Regions from separate parts of the Homo sapiens genome. Here regions 1, 3 and 4 are each linked to region 2. The links are chromatin contacts, found by Hi-C or POLR2A ChIA-PET in ENCODE. All regions are on one chromosome and are shown on one strand. The core of a region is the stretch at or near the end of the contact, and the rest is flanking DNA. Distances in the headings are between cores, read along the strand shown. Region 1 overlaps ZNF148 (zinc finger protein 148). Region 2 has its middle 65 kb from the start of ZNF148. Region 3 overlaps ZNF148 (zinc finger protein 148). Region 4 holds the start of SLC12A8 (solute carrier family 12 member 8).

Evidence for each region. A loop is a pair of places that touch in the nucleus more often than their neighbours do. ChIA-PET counts read pairs that join two places held with the same protein, here RNA polymerase II (POLR2A). Pooled maps may share reads with other maps.
Region 1: a pooled map shows a loop between it and region 2 (2.0-fold over the local background). The contact joins two enhancer-like sites. A Hi-C loop is called at or near these places in 6 of 50 pooled maps. POLR2A ChIA-PET finds 5 or more read pairs at or near these places in 2 of 52 experiments (MCF 10A and RWPE1).
Region 3: a loop to region 2 is called in a map of PC-9, with 2.6 times the contacts of the local background. The contact joins two enhancer-like sites. A Hi-C loop is called at or near these places in 2 of 168 maps with a recorded cell type or tissue (GM12878 and PC-9), 2 of 37 single-sample maps with no recorded cell type and 2 of 50 pooled maps. POLR2A ChIA-PET finds 5 or more read pairs at or near these places in 2 of 52 experiments (PC-9 and activated T-cell).
Region 4: a map of endothelial cell of umbilical vein shows a loop between it and region 2 (3-fold over the local background). The contact joins the promoter of SLC12A8 here to the enhancer-like site in region 2. A Hi-C loop is called at or near these places in 8 of 168 maps with a recorded cell type or tissue (Caco-2, GM13976, MCF 10A and 5 more), 29 of 37 single-sample maps with no recorded cell type and 14 of 50 pooled maps. POLR2A ChIA-PET finds 5 or more read pairs at or near these places in 3 of 52 experiments (A673, activated CD4-positive, alpha-beta T cell and activated T-cell).

Annotation. Positions count from the first base shown.
Region 1 is chr3:125,309,332-125,312,475 of GRCh38, reverse strand. The region is part of intron 4 of ZNF148 (zinc finger protein 148); the gene reads left to right. It also overlaps the pseudogene DUTP1. Among named protein-coding and RNA genes, the nearest start is that of ZNF148, 64 kb to the left of the region's middle. Within about 2 kb of position 1,500, at least 7 of the 41 ENCODE cell types and tissues checked have a DNase peak (open chromatin) inside an H3K27ac peak, as active enhancers do.
Region 2 is chr3:125,438,934-125,442,031 of GRCh38, reverse strand. No RefSeq gene overlaps it. Among named protein-coding and RNA genes, the nearest start is that of ZNF148, 65 kb to the right of the region's middle. Within about 2 kb of position 1,256, at least 3 of the 41 ENCODE cell types and tissues checked have a DNase peak (open chromatin) inside an H3K27ac peak, as active enhancers do.
Region 3 is chr3:125,279,539-125,282,410 of GRCh38, reverse strand. All of the region lies in intron 5 of ZNF148 (zinc finger protein 148), which reads left to right. Among named protein-coding and RNA genes, the nearest start is that of SLC12A8, 68 kb to the right of the region's middle. Within about 2 kb of position 1,255, at least 2 of the 41 ENCODE cell types and tissues checked have a DNase peak (open chromatin) inside an H3K27ac peak, as active enhancers do.
Region 4 is chr3:125,211,479-125,214,216 of GRCh38, reverse strand. SLC12A8 (solute carrier family 12 member 8) reads left to right here and starts at 1,469. Exons shown (of 14, transcript NM_024628.6): 1 at 1,469-1,517. RefSeq lists silencers at 1,388-1,537, 1,578-1,797, 1,808-1,857 and an enhancer at 1,749-2,348.

The DNA of each region.
Region 1 (3,144 bases), core at 251-2,750, 130 kb after region 2:
GGATTGTAGACTCCATAAGGACAGGAGTTTTGTCTTACTTTTCACTGTAGTCCAGGTGTTGGCACATGGTGTGAATGAGCGGATAACTACTTGTAGTTGTGCTCTGATACATACATTCACCAGCTTTACCTAGCCCATTGCAGTAACTTTTTCCTCTTTAGCCTGATGATGTAATGGATTACATTAGTTGATTTTTGAATATGGAAGCAACTTTCATACCTGGAATAAATCCTGCTTGTTTGTGGTATATAGTTCTTTTTAGATGTGGTTGGATTTGATTTGATCATATTTTGAGGATTTTTACATTTGTGTTCATGAGAAATATTAGTCTATAGTTTTCTTGATGTCTTTGTCTGTTTTTGGTATTAGGGTAATGCTGGTCTCATAGAATAAATTAGCAAGTATTCCCTCTGCTTATATCTTCTGGAAGAGATTGTAGAGAACTGATGTAATTTCTTCCTTAAATGTTTGGTAGAATTCACCAGTGAACTGCTTTGGGTCTGGTGCTTTCTGTTTTGGAAAGTTATTGTTGATTTGATTTCTCCTATAAATATAGGTCTCTTCAGATTATCTGATTCTTCTTGTGTGAGTTTTGACAGATTGTGTCTTCCAAGGAATTGGTCTATTTTGATAAAGTTGTCAAATTTGTGGGAACAAAGTTCATAGTATTGTTTTATTATCCTTTTAATGTCCAGGGGTTTATAGTGATGTCCTCTCTTTGATTTCTGATATTAGTAATTTGTGTTTTCTCTTTTTTTCTTTTTTTCTTGTCTTAAGACAGTAATTTAAAAAAATTACTGTCTTAACAATTCCCTTTTTTTTGGTGTATCATTTACTAAGTTAAATTATATAGGGTTTTTTGGGGTCTGTAATTGATGTACATTTGATTTTAAAAAGACACTGTCTTATATCAGGACAAAGCAGATTTACATACAACTATCAGCAGAAAAAATTTCTGTGTGATCTGAACAGAGGTACTCTTTTCTTTGATCATAAGAAAATGCAGTACTTTTAGAAGGTAAAGCTATTAAGATTACAGAAGTTTTACCAAAATGCTTTAAGCAAAAACTCTTTTAAGAAAAAGGTATGAGTTCTCATTTTCTATTCTTAGCATAAATTTTAATACTTTCTAATAGAACCTAACTCTTCTGAATGCCTTTCAGCATCATCCAAAGCTTGAACTTCTATTTCTGGATTAAAAATTCATTCACAAATGAGCTGTGCAATACGATCACTTTTTCTGACTTTAAACTTTTTTTTGCCAAAATTAAACAGTACAGCACCAACATTTCCTCAGTAATCTTCATCTATCAATAAAGTGTTTTGCAGCTAATCCAAACCATGGAGCTACTCTTCTGTAACATCCAGAAGGAAGAGCTATCTGAATGTCCATTTTCCCTAGAGCTTTCTCCATAGGTGGTATTGTATCATCATAGGCACCGTTGAGGTCATAGCCTGTGGCCTGTGTGGATCCCTGAGTCAGGGTTGTGGCCTGCTCAGAGAATGGGGCAAAACGGAGCTGCATGCTGCCTTCCTCTGCAAACCAGCCTGTTTGCTGGGGGTAACGGTGGGTGTCTCTTCAGAGCAGGGCATGGCAGAGTGAAAATGCGAGCAGAGGAGAGAGCAACAATTTTTAAGTGTCCATTTTAGTAGTGCAAACTATATTGACATTGTTGTACAACAGATCTCTAGAACTTTTTCATCTTGCAAAACTGAAACTGAAACTCATGTTCGAACAACTCTGCATTTCCCCCTGCCCAGTGGTAGAGGCTTGCTTATTTTATTGATATTTTCAAAGAAACAGCTTTTGATTTTCTTGATTTTTTTCCCTCTATTTCCTATTTTCAGTTTCATTTATTTCTGCTCTAATTTTTATAATTTTTTTCTGCTTGTTTCGGATTTAATTTGCTCTTCTTTTTCTACTTTCCTAAAGTGGAAGCGTATTCATTTTAGATTTTTTGTTTCTAATATATGCATTCATACTATAAATTTTCCTCTAAGCACTGCATTAGCTACATTGCATAGATTTTGATAGTTGTATTTTTATTTTCATTTAGTTCAATATATTTTAAAATTTCTGTTAAGATTTCTTCTTTGGACTGGGTGTGGTGCCTCACGCCTATAATCTCAGCACTTTGGGAGGCTAAAGTGGCGGATTACTTGAGCTCAGGAGTTTGAGACTAGCTTGGGCAACATGACAAAACCCCATCTCTACTAAAAATACAAAAATTAGCCGGGCATGGTGGCATGCACCTGTAATCCCAGCTATGTGGGAGGCTGAGGCATAAGAATCACTTGAACTCCAGAGGCAGAGGTTGCAGTGAGCCAAGATTGTGCCACTGCACTCCAGCCTGGGTGACAGAGTGAAACTCTGTCTTTAAAAAAAAAAAAAAAAAAAAAAATTCTTTGAACCATTATTGTTTAGAAGTGTGTTGTTTAATATCCAAGTATTTTGAGATATTTTCTAGCTACCATTCTGTTATTAGTTGTAGTTTAATTCTGTTGTGGTCTTAGAGCAGACGCCATATGATTGCTATTCTCTTAAGTTTGTTAGATTGTATTTTATGGCCCAGAATGTTGTCCACCTTGGTGAAATGTTACGTGCGAGCTTGAAAAGAATGTGCATTCTGTTTTTGTTGGATGAGGTAGTCTATAGATTGCAATAGACTGGCATTTTTATTGGACTGACAGTAGCCTGCGCCTTCTCCAGTGTATCTTTCAGATAGTTTCTACAGTGATCTTTCCAAACGAGATGTATACATGTCATTCCCTTACTGAAACTTCCCCAGTGGTTCCTCATTACTAAACAGCTAAAATGTACTTTTTTGCATGGGCGGAAATAGCCGTCATAATCCCGTCCCTTATCCAACTTTTTTTTTTAACTGTAGTTCAGCCCCTTTCGCCACCATTTTATGCTTTAAGCATATCAAATTAATTTAGTTGCCTAGGTCCACTATGGGTTTTTTCTGTTACTTTTGTTCATGTCGTATATGCCTATAATATTATTTATTTGGCAATTTACTGTTACTCATGTTTCACCTTAAAAGATGTCTCTTTCTTGTGATTTTTCATTATGGTAACTATAATAACTTTGCATTTCTTTGCTTGCAAGACTGTCTTGTCATTATATTTTAAGGTATTTTT
Region 2 (3,098 bases), core at 7-2,506:
GCCAGGCTGGGTGGTATGCTCCTGTAGTCTCAGCTATTTGGGAGATTACTTACCCTAAAATAAGACATAAAACTTTATTTTAAAGCATTCCCATGAAATTTAACCTACAGATATGCTCTCATTCGAGCACTGAGATACTCACTGCATCATCATTTGGGTGTTTTGGGTTGGTTGGTTGGTTGGTTGTTTTTTGAGACAGGGTCTCCCTCTGTCACCAGGCTGGAGTGCAGTGGTGCAATTTTGGCTCACTGCAGCCTCTGCCTCCTGGCCTCAAACGATCCTCCCACCTCAGCCTCCCTAGGAGCTGGGACTACAGGCACGCACCACCAAACCCAGATAATTTTTTTATTTTTAGTAGATACAGGGTCTTGCCACATTACCCAGGCTGGTCTTGAATTCCTGGGCTCAAGCTATCCTCCTGCCTCAGCCTCCCAAAGTGCTGGGACTACAGGTGTGAGCCACTGCACGCAGCTCCCTTGCGAAGTCTAATTCCTAGTCATGGCTCAGCAGTGGCTCAAGGATGCCCACCTCTGTTTCTTTCCACCTTGCAACAGCCCCAGAAAAGCAACAAAAGGGACAATATCCTCCAATTACGAACTTCCTGAAGCTGGCTGAGGCAGAGGACCCCTTGAGTCCAGGAGTTTGAGACCAACCAGGGCAACATAGGGAGACCCTGTCCCCCACCTCAAAAAAACTAAGTCGACTTTTGAAATAGACCCAATTCTTTAAATAAGATCCCAGAATCTTCAGCTAGAAATAAGCTTAGAGATGATTTCCTGTTATTTTAAAAAGGAAGAAACTGAGGACCAGAGAGGGGAAGTGACTTGCTCTTGGCCACACAGCCAGTCCGTCCAGGTTTCTGCTTTCCAGACAAGACTCCTTCTTTATGGCTTCTCTCTCCATAGCTGCTGAGCTAATGGGCCTGTGTGGCTTGCCCAAATCTCTCTGGCTCTCACATCTCCCTGCCTGCTCAGTAGTCAGGAAGGAGAGACTGAAAGGAGGGTAAAGTGAGGCCCCACACCAGGTGAGAGGGTACCCTGAGAGTGGTTCTTGGGGAGGACACAGGAAGGCACTTAGCTAAAATGAAGGTTTGGGCTAAACACTGCATTTCACTTACTCAGAGACTTTGGACAGGTAGTGTTCCAAACCCCTCTAGAGTTCTTTCCTAGACCTGAGCTCACGTGTGTGACAGCTTGGCATGGTGAGCAGGAAGCCAGTGATAGCTGTGTTAACATTGCCTGAGCCCCAGAGAAACTATGTGTGAGCCTGGGCGGGGCAAGGGCTGGGAGTCCATGTTGCTTGAGCCAGCCTGCAGGGAGGCCCTCCAGGCTTTTTAGGAGTAGTAGAGGATGGGGAGGGGGCTTCCTTAGGAGGTGGTGGGGCCTCAGGGGTCCTGCATCCTGCCCACCTGCAGGGAGCTCCCCAATCCTGCCTGACATTGGAGCTCTGGGCAGCTCCTTTTCGGGCCCAGCTCATGTTCCTTTCTGGGGGACATGCCCTGGCTGGATGGTAACTGAAGACCCCCATCTCCTGTTAGAGATGGAAACTGACCGATAGCTTTTAGTGGGGCCCCTGCAGATGCATGTCAGGGCCCCTGCCTGGAAGCAAGAGGTGAATTCTGGGAAGGGATTTGCAGTTCCCTAAACTCACTTCTGTTTGCCTAGGGGCCCTCAGACCTGCTGTATGCCCTGCCTGAGATAGCTCAGCCTCCAGCCCCACCTCCTTTAGCTGGATAACTTATCTTCACAAACTCAGCCCAGTCATAACCTTCTCTGGGAGATCGTCCCTGAGCCTCTGACTCCCAAAACTCCCTGTACTTCCCCTTAGAATTTAGCCCCACATACTGAAATAGTTGATTTGCGTTTATGTGTGTGTGTGTGTGTGTGTGTGTGTGTGTGTGTGTAGTTAAGTTTTATAAATCTTCTATCTGTCTTTGTTGTTGTTTTAGAGACAGGGTCTTGCTCAGTCGCCCAGTCTGGAGTGCAGTGGTGTGATCTCGGCTCTCTGCAGCCTCGACCTCCCAGGCTCAAGTGATCTTCCCACCTCAGCTTCTGTAGCTAGGGCTACAGGCTCACACCACCATACCTGGTTCATTTTCTAATTTTTTGTAGAGTTGGAGGTCTCCCTATGTTGCTCAGGCTAGTATGGAACTCCTGGGCTCAAACAATCTGCCCGCCTCAGCCTCACAAAATGCTGGGATTACAGGTTTGAGCCACTGTGCCCAGACATCCCAGATGTGTTTGAAAAGAACATGTATTCTCCAGCTGTAGGGTGCAGTGTACTATGCAGGGCCCTCATATTAAGCTTCTAAATTCTATTGTTCAAATCTTTTCTTCTTTAAATTTTTTTTATTTTTTGAGACTGAGTCTCACTCTGTCACCCAGGCTGGAGTACAGTAGCACAATCTCAGCTCACTGCAACCTCCGCCTCCAGAGTTTAAGCGATTCTCTTGCCTCAGCCTCCTGAGTAGCTGGGATTATAGGTGCCTGCCACCACGACCGGCTACTTTTCATATTTTTAGTAGAGATGGGGTTTCTCCATGTTGGCCAGGCTGGTCTTGAACACCTGACCTCAGGTGATCCACCCGTCTCAGCCTCCCAAAGTGCTGGGATTATAGGCATGAGCCATCACGCCCGCCCTCTTTTTTTCTTACTGATTTTTTGTCGTTGTTGTTGTTGTTGGAGGTACTCAGGATTTTATTTTTATTTCTCACGTCTCTTCCATCTGGCTGTTTATTGGCATCCTTTAAATTTTCCTTTGTAATAAATCAGGAATAATAAGTAAGCATTCCCTGGGTTTGTGAGTCATTCTAACAAATTATTGTAATTGCCTGATAAGTGCACAGACAAAATCAATTCACTGAGACTGAGGTATTGCAGTAAACGGAGTTATTACTCAAATCAGTCTCCTGACTTTTTGTTGTTGTTGTTACTGTTGACTTGATCTATAAATTACTGGGAGAGGTGTATTAAAGTCTCCTAAAGTTGAACTTGTCCATTTCTCCTTGCAGGGTTGTCAGTTTTTGCATTATAAATTTTGAAGCTATCTTATCAGCTGCATATAGGCTTTTGTTATATCTTATCTAATTCTGCCTTTTA
Region 3 (2,872 bases), core at 6-2,505, 160 kb after region 2:
AAATTTTAAACATAAAATTCTTCAGTTGTAATGGTGTCCATATGTTGGGGAAAAAAGAAAAGCAAAGATGTTTTATGGAACCAGTTGCAGGTAAGACTGCTAATCTCTAAGGCAAACACACTCAGCTGGTAGATCACATTCTACTAAAAGATCTTGAAAAGGTGTGAGCAAGAAAAGAAGGCAAGTCTATACCGGGGAAGAAAATTTTGCCTGCGTTAGTGTGCTATTTGTGTTCTGCTAAGGGATTTTATTCTTTGCCTACCCGCTTCTCTCACTACTCAGTTATCTGAAGACTAAAAAATTGAAAAGTAAAGTATTGCTTTTAGCAACAAATTTAAAAAACAAGAAAGTGGTAAGCTAGGAGGAGTAATTGTTATGGACAGCAGGCAGCCAGGTCCTTTGACAGGTATAGAGTCTCCACTATGCTCCAGATACCATTTTGAACACTGAGATTATAAGGGTGAATAAAAATCAGTTGGATATATTTAAAACAGGTTACAAATTGGAAGGGCCATTGATGCTCATCTGAGTCAAGATGAGTTTACTCTATGTCCTTTATTACTCTGGCCTAAAAAGAAAGTAAGGAAAATATAAAATGTCCAAGAATTTGGTGTTTCTGTCTTTGAACTTAAAAAAAGCTAGATTTTCCTGTGTGTTTATCCACAAGGCAGTGGTAGCTGTTTCATCCATAAAATTCACCTTGAATTAAGGCTTGAATCTACAATGAAAGGCAGCAGTACCTCCAGTGCCAGAAAACAATGACCTAGAACTCCTTAACTCTTCATAAAAGGGCTTTGTACAGTCAAGGATTACATCCGTTTCACATTAAGCAACTTGGGCCAGATTTGTTCTTTACAAAGCCTTTCCTTGCAGTTGCTATGCCACAGAAAGCTATTGAAGTGCCATGTTTTTTGGCAGTTGGATTTTCTTATTTGTTATCAACATACATGAAAAAAAATACCTGGTGCTGTCTTGTTTTTAGTTCCATTTTATATAAGTATTTAACATCTTTTTGTTTGTTTTATGTATAAAATATTTTGAGTCATATTTTAAAAGATTTTGTGTGTTTTCCTTTTGCACAGTGTTAACTTGCTTATTATTATGTGACTTGGAGGGGTTGAAAAAATTCAAAACTGACTGGCCCAGAGATGAAGCTTTCCACTTTCTTTGACTCTCCTCAGGAAGCTGTGACACCCACTTCCATTCTCCTGCCAAATGTTTCCCTTCCATGACTTTGGTGCATAGACTTTGAAGCATTGTTGACCACATTGGCTGTTTGCCCAGAATCCAAATGCCCTGTATAATTTGCATAATAATTACCACTGATCTGCATATAGTATAGGCTGAACTGTCTTCTTGAATTTAAAGTAAAAATGTTTTAAGGATTAAAGCTTTTTTCCCTTACGTACTGCCCTTTTCTAGGTTTGAGAAGGGGTCATAGCTGTGTGTTTGCAGGCCCTAATCAGTTTCCACAGTTCTTTATATTTATTTCCCAGATTTCTCTACCTTTGTTGGACAGTTTCTTAGCTCCCATTCTGTATGCCCACACCTACAGCATTGTTTCCCTCTCACTGGCCATACCCCTCCTGATCAGATCTTCTAGTTTTCTTTGCTGTTTCAGCATAATGTTGTGCCTTTTTTTTTTTTTTTTTGCTTTCGTCAATAATGAAAAAGGAATCATTATTTTCACTCTTCCACATGTCTGATGAAAGGCAATTTTTTTTTTTTTTTGAGATGGGTTTTACTGTATTGCCCAGGCTGGAGTGCAGTGGCATGATGATGGCTCATTGCAGCCTTGACCTCCTGGCCCAAGTGATCCTCCCATCCTCAGCCTCCCAAGTAGCTGAGAGTACAGGTGTGTGCCACCACACCTGGCTAATTTTTGTATTTTAGTGGAGACGGGGTTTCCTCATTTTGCCCAGGCTGGTCTCGAACTCCTGAACTGAAGTGAGCCACCCACCTCAGCCACCCAAAGTGCTGGGATTACAGGCTTGAGCCACCATGCCTGGCCAAAAGGCAGCTTAATGTTGCACATTGAACAAGTTGTTGATAAATTGGAATACATGCAGCCTAAGGTGAGTTTCTCTGTGGTACCATCCAAACCAGGCTTGCAATACTCTTAATCTCAATAAGCCCAGAAAGACAAGGTTGCTTTGTCTCTTGTCTTCCTTCTTTTTACCCACTTCTATTTTTTAAAAAACTGAATTTATAAGTGCTGAATAATTTTCTTATTCAGTACTTATGCCCCAGATGGACCCCATACCCACTTCTAATTTATTTATTTGACAAATATTCTTAGGAATATGTTTAATAATAATTTAGTAGTTCTAGAATAACCTTAGTGATCCTAGACTGAAACAGACCATAAATTCTACCATATTGTAACTTGAAAAGTTAGTGTTCTCTTTTTTTTTTAGTAATAGGTAACCACTTACATGGTTCAAAAAAATGTGTTAAGTGGACAGTGTAAAACCTCCCTCCCATTTTATCTCTTGTCTGCCCAGTTCCCCAGCCATCACAATCAAGGTTATATACTTCTGTATATATATCCTTCTCAAGTAGTTTTTATGCCTATGCAAATATATATTCCTATATGTACCTTTTATATACAAAAGTTAGCAAAACTATACACTGGGTTCTAAACTTTGCCTTTTTTTTTTTTAACTTAACAAATCCTGACACGCTTTTCATATAAGTATATAGAGAGCTTTGTCATTTTATTTCACAACCACATAATATTAAATTGTATTCATTTTCCATGATTTATTTAATTAGCCCCATACTGATTGATATTAGATCATGTCTAAAGGCTTTTTTCCTGCATATATGAGAATTTGAAATTGAAAATATACCTGTGTTCACCCTAACTGAA
Region 4 (2,738 bases), core at 220-2,719, 230 kb after region 2:
ACTTAAGCATCTACGCATTTTGGTATTGGTCAGGGGGCCTGGAACTAATTTCCTGCAGATGCCAAGCGGTGACTGCATAATGGATTCCAGTAACGTGACTGTGTCAGCCTGTCCGCCCATTCATCCTTTGTTCACAGATGGTTAATCTGTAACTTTTGGGGGGTCTTTTTTTCTGGCAGAGATGGGTTATTAAAAATTTCTTTGCTGGGAATGAAATTCTGACACATGCTACAACATGGATGAACCTTGAGGACATTATGCTGAGTGAAGTAAGCCAGACACAAAAGGACAAGTATTGTATGATTCTACTTACATGAAATACACAAAATAGGTAAATCCATAGAGACGGGAAGTAGATGAGGGGAGTTACCTCTGAGGGTAGACGAAACGGGGAGTTAGTACTTAGTGGGTACAGAGTGTCTATTGGGGACGATGAAAGTTTTGGAAATAGCGATGATGGTTGGACAATATTGTGTGTGATTAATACCACTGAACTGTACAGTTAAAATGGTAAAAATGGCAAATATGATGTTCTATATCTTCACACGCGTCTTTGCTGGAGCAGAAGCGAGAGGTTAGGTTCTGTCAGTGTTCCCATGGCTTAGCCTTCCCTTTTGTTTTTAGAAGAACAACCTCTATTTTTAGGGATTTTCACACAAAGGCTTGTGGGCGTGGGAAGTTCTCCCAGCTGCCCTCCTGTTTCTCAGAAGCCCACATGGAAGCCTCTCAAATTATTTAAGGTTTAGGAAATATGCCAGATTGGGAATGGAGATAATTTAATCTCTCTGTATGTTAATTTAGGGTTCTTTTTTTCTGCAACATGAGGCCCTGGAAACCTTACTTCACCCCTAGGAAAGGCAGTTCTGGGTCTTGGTGAAGGGGGTAAGGGTAATTCACCCCTACACAGCATGCCCAGAGCGCTTTCCTGGCAAAAGCAGTTCCACGCCCTCAGAGTCTGGGGTCACCTGATCACGCAGCCAGGCACACACGGAGACCCCCGGTACCGGGGTCTCGGTCAGCTTGTCCAGATTCTTCTCCACATCTGCCCAGGGGGCTGCGGGTTTCCCTGCACTCCGGGCTTATCCCGGGCTTTCTCAGTCCTGCGTGCAGTGCTCACAGCCACTCCTCAGAGCCGCACAGGGTAGGCTCCTGTCCCTAGTCCCCTGGTCCCGGGGCTGGGCATTTCCGCTGGTTGCACTGTCGAGGGGGGAGAGGCAGTGGCTGGTCACTTCGAGCCTGTGGGCTTGCGGCCCCTACTCCCTGTTTTCCCCCAGCCCTGCCCCTACCCAGGTGAATGTTCTTGTCCAGGTAGGCGCGAAGGCCCGACCCTTGCGGAGGGAAAGCCTCTGCAGCGCCTCCTCGCCACCTGGGCCCGAGACTCCCGGTGCTGGCGTGGCAGGGGTGCCCCCGCCGGGACGGGACAGCTGGGACCCGCGCAGCCGAGCCGGGGCAGCCACGTGGCGGCGGGGCGGGGACCGGGCGGGCCGGGCGCTGGGAGCTGGCTGTCCCAGGAGCAGGTGAGGGCGGAAGGGCTGTGGGGGGTGGAGAGGGTGGTCTCGGGACAGTTCCTCTCCCCGGCCCGCAGTTAGGAGCCAGGCCTGGGGTCACCTTTGCCCCCACCTCCCCGCCCAGGTGGATCCTCTCCTACCGCCGGTCACCCGCGCGCCGGCACACGGGCCTGGCCCCAGTACTTGGGGTGCGGGTCCGCGTCTGCGTGGGGTGCCAAGGGGCCCGGGTCCCAGCGTGGCCCAAACGTGAGGGTAGGGGCTCCGCGGAGGAGCCAGGTGAATGTGGGCGGAGGCCTGCGGGGCGGCCTGCGGAGGCCGCGGGGCGGCGGGAAGGGCGAGCGGAGGCCTGGGGTCCCTTGCTCTGTGCGGCGCGGGCAGCCGGGGACACCCGGGTGCTCTGGCTCCCTACCTGTCACCCGGCTTTTGGCAGGACTGCAGCCCACCAAGTCCCCCAGCCTTCCCAGCTTCCCACTGGGCTAACCCTCCTCTCCCAACCCCCCACTCAGTGCTCCGGGCGCCTTCCCTCCTCGCCAGCGCTGGCTGCTGTCCTTAGTCGCCTTCTTCCCAGGAAGATCAGCTCTAACCCTCCCCCTCGCTCTCTTCCTCCCCCTTCCTCCTTCTACCAAAGGGTCCTGAGCCCCGTCTACCTTGCAGCACTGTGCTGGGGAGAGGCGCCACACAGATCAAGGGGACAAACTCCCTCCTCCCCTCAAGGAAAGCCAGGTCCAGCGCGAAGGGGAGGGTGCCTGGGGGTGGGTTGAGGAGCTGCCCTAGTCCTGTCCAGCCTTTTCTCACTCACCCTCTTCAATCTCCTACCCTTCTCCGGCCCTGCTCCAGAAGGGCCCCAAAACAGCCTCCTCATGGCCCCTCTCCCCTCTGCTCAGGGCGCAGCTACATTCACTCACCACCTGCAGCCAGGTCTAGTGCGTCATGATGCCCTCCTCCTGGAGAGAGGGGTTCACGAGGCACTTGAGGGTGGGAGAGGAGTGTGACTCTGTGTCCTCAAGGGCTGGGCAGCAGGGCAGCTGGCTCTGACCCTCACGTATTTAAGGAGCTCAGGGAAGGAGAGAGCTGGGAGTGCCTGAGGTTCTAGGGCAGCAAGGTTTGAGCACAGGTGGGCACTGAAGGACCAGCGGGATCTACCTGGGTACCAAAAAGGTAACCCGGCCAAGTTTCCAGATGAGGTAGACAAGGTTTCTTCCTCAGCCAGGGCCTCGCCTGGTAGTTTGA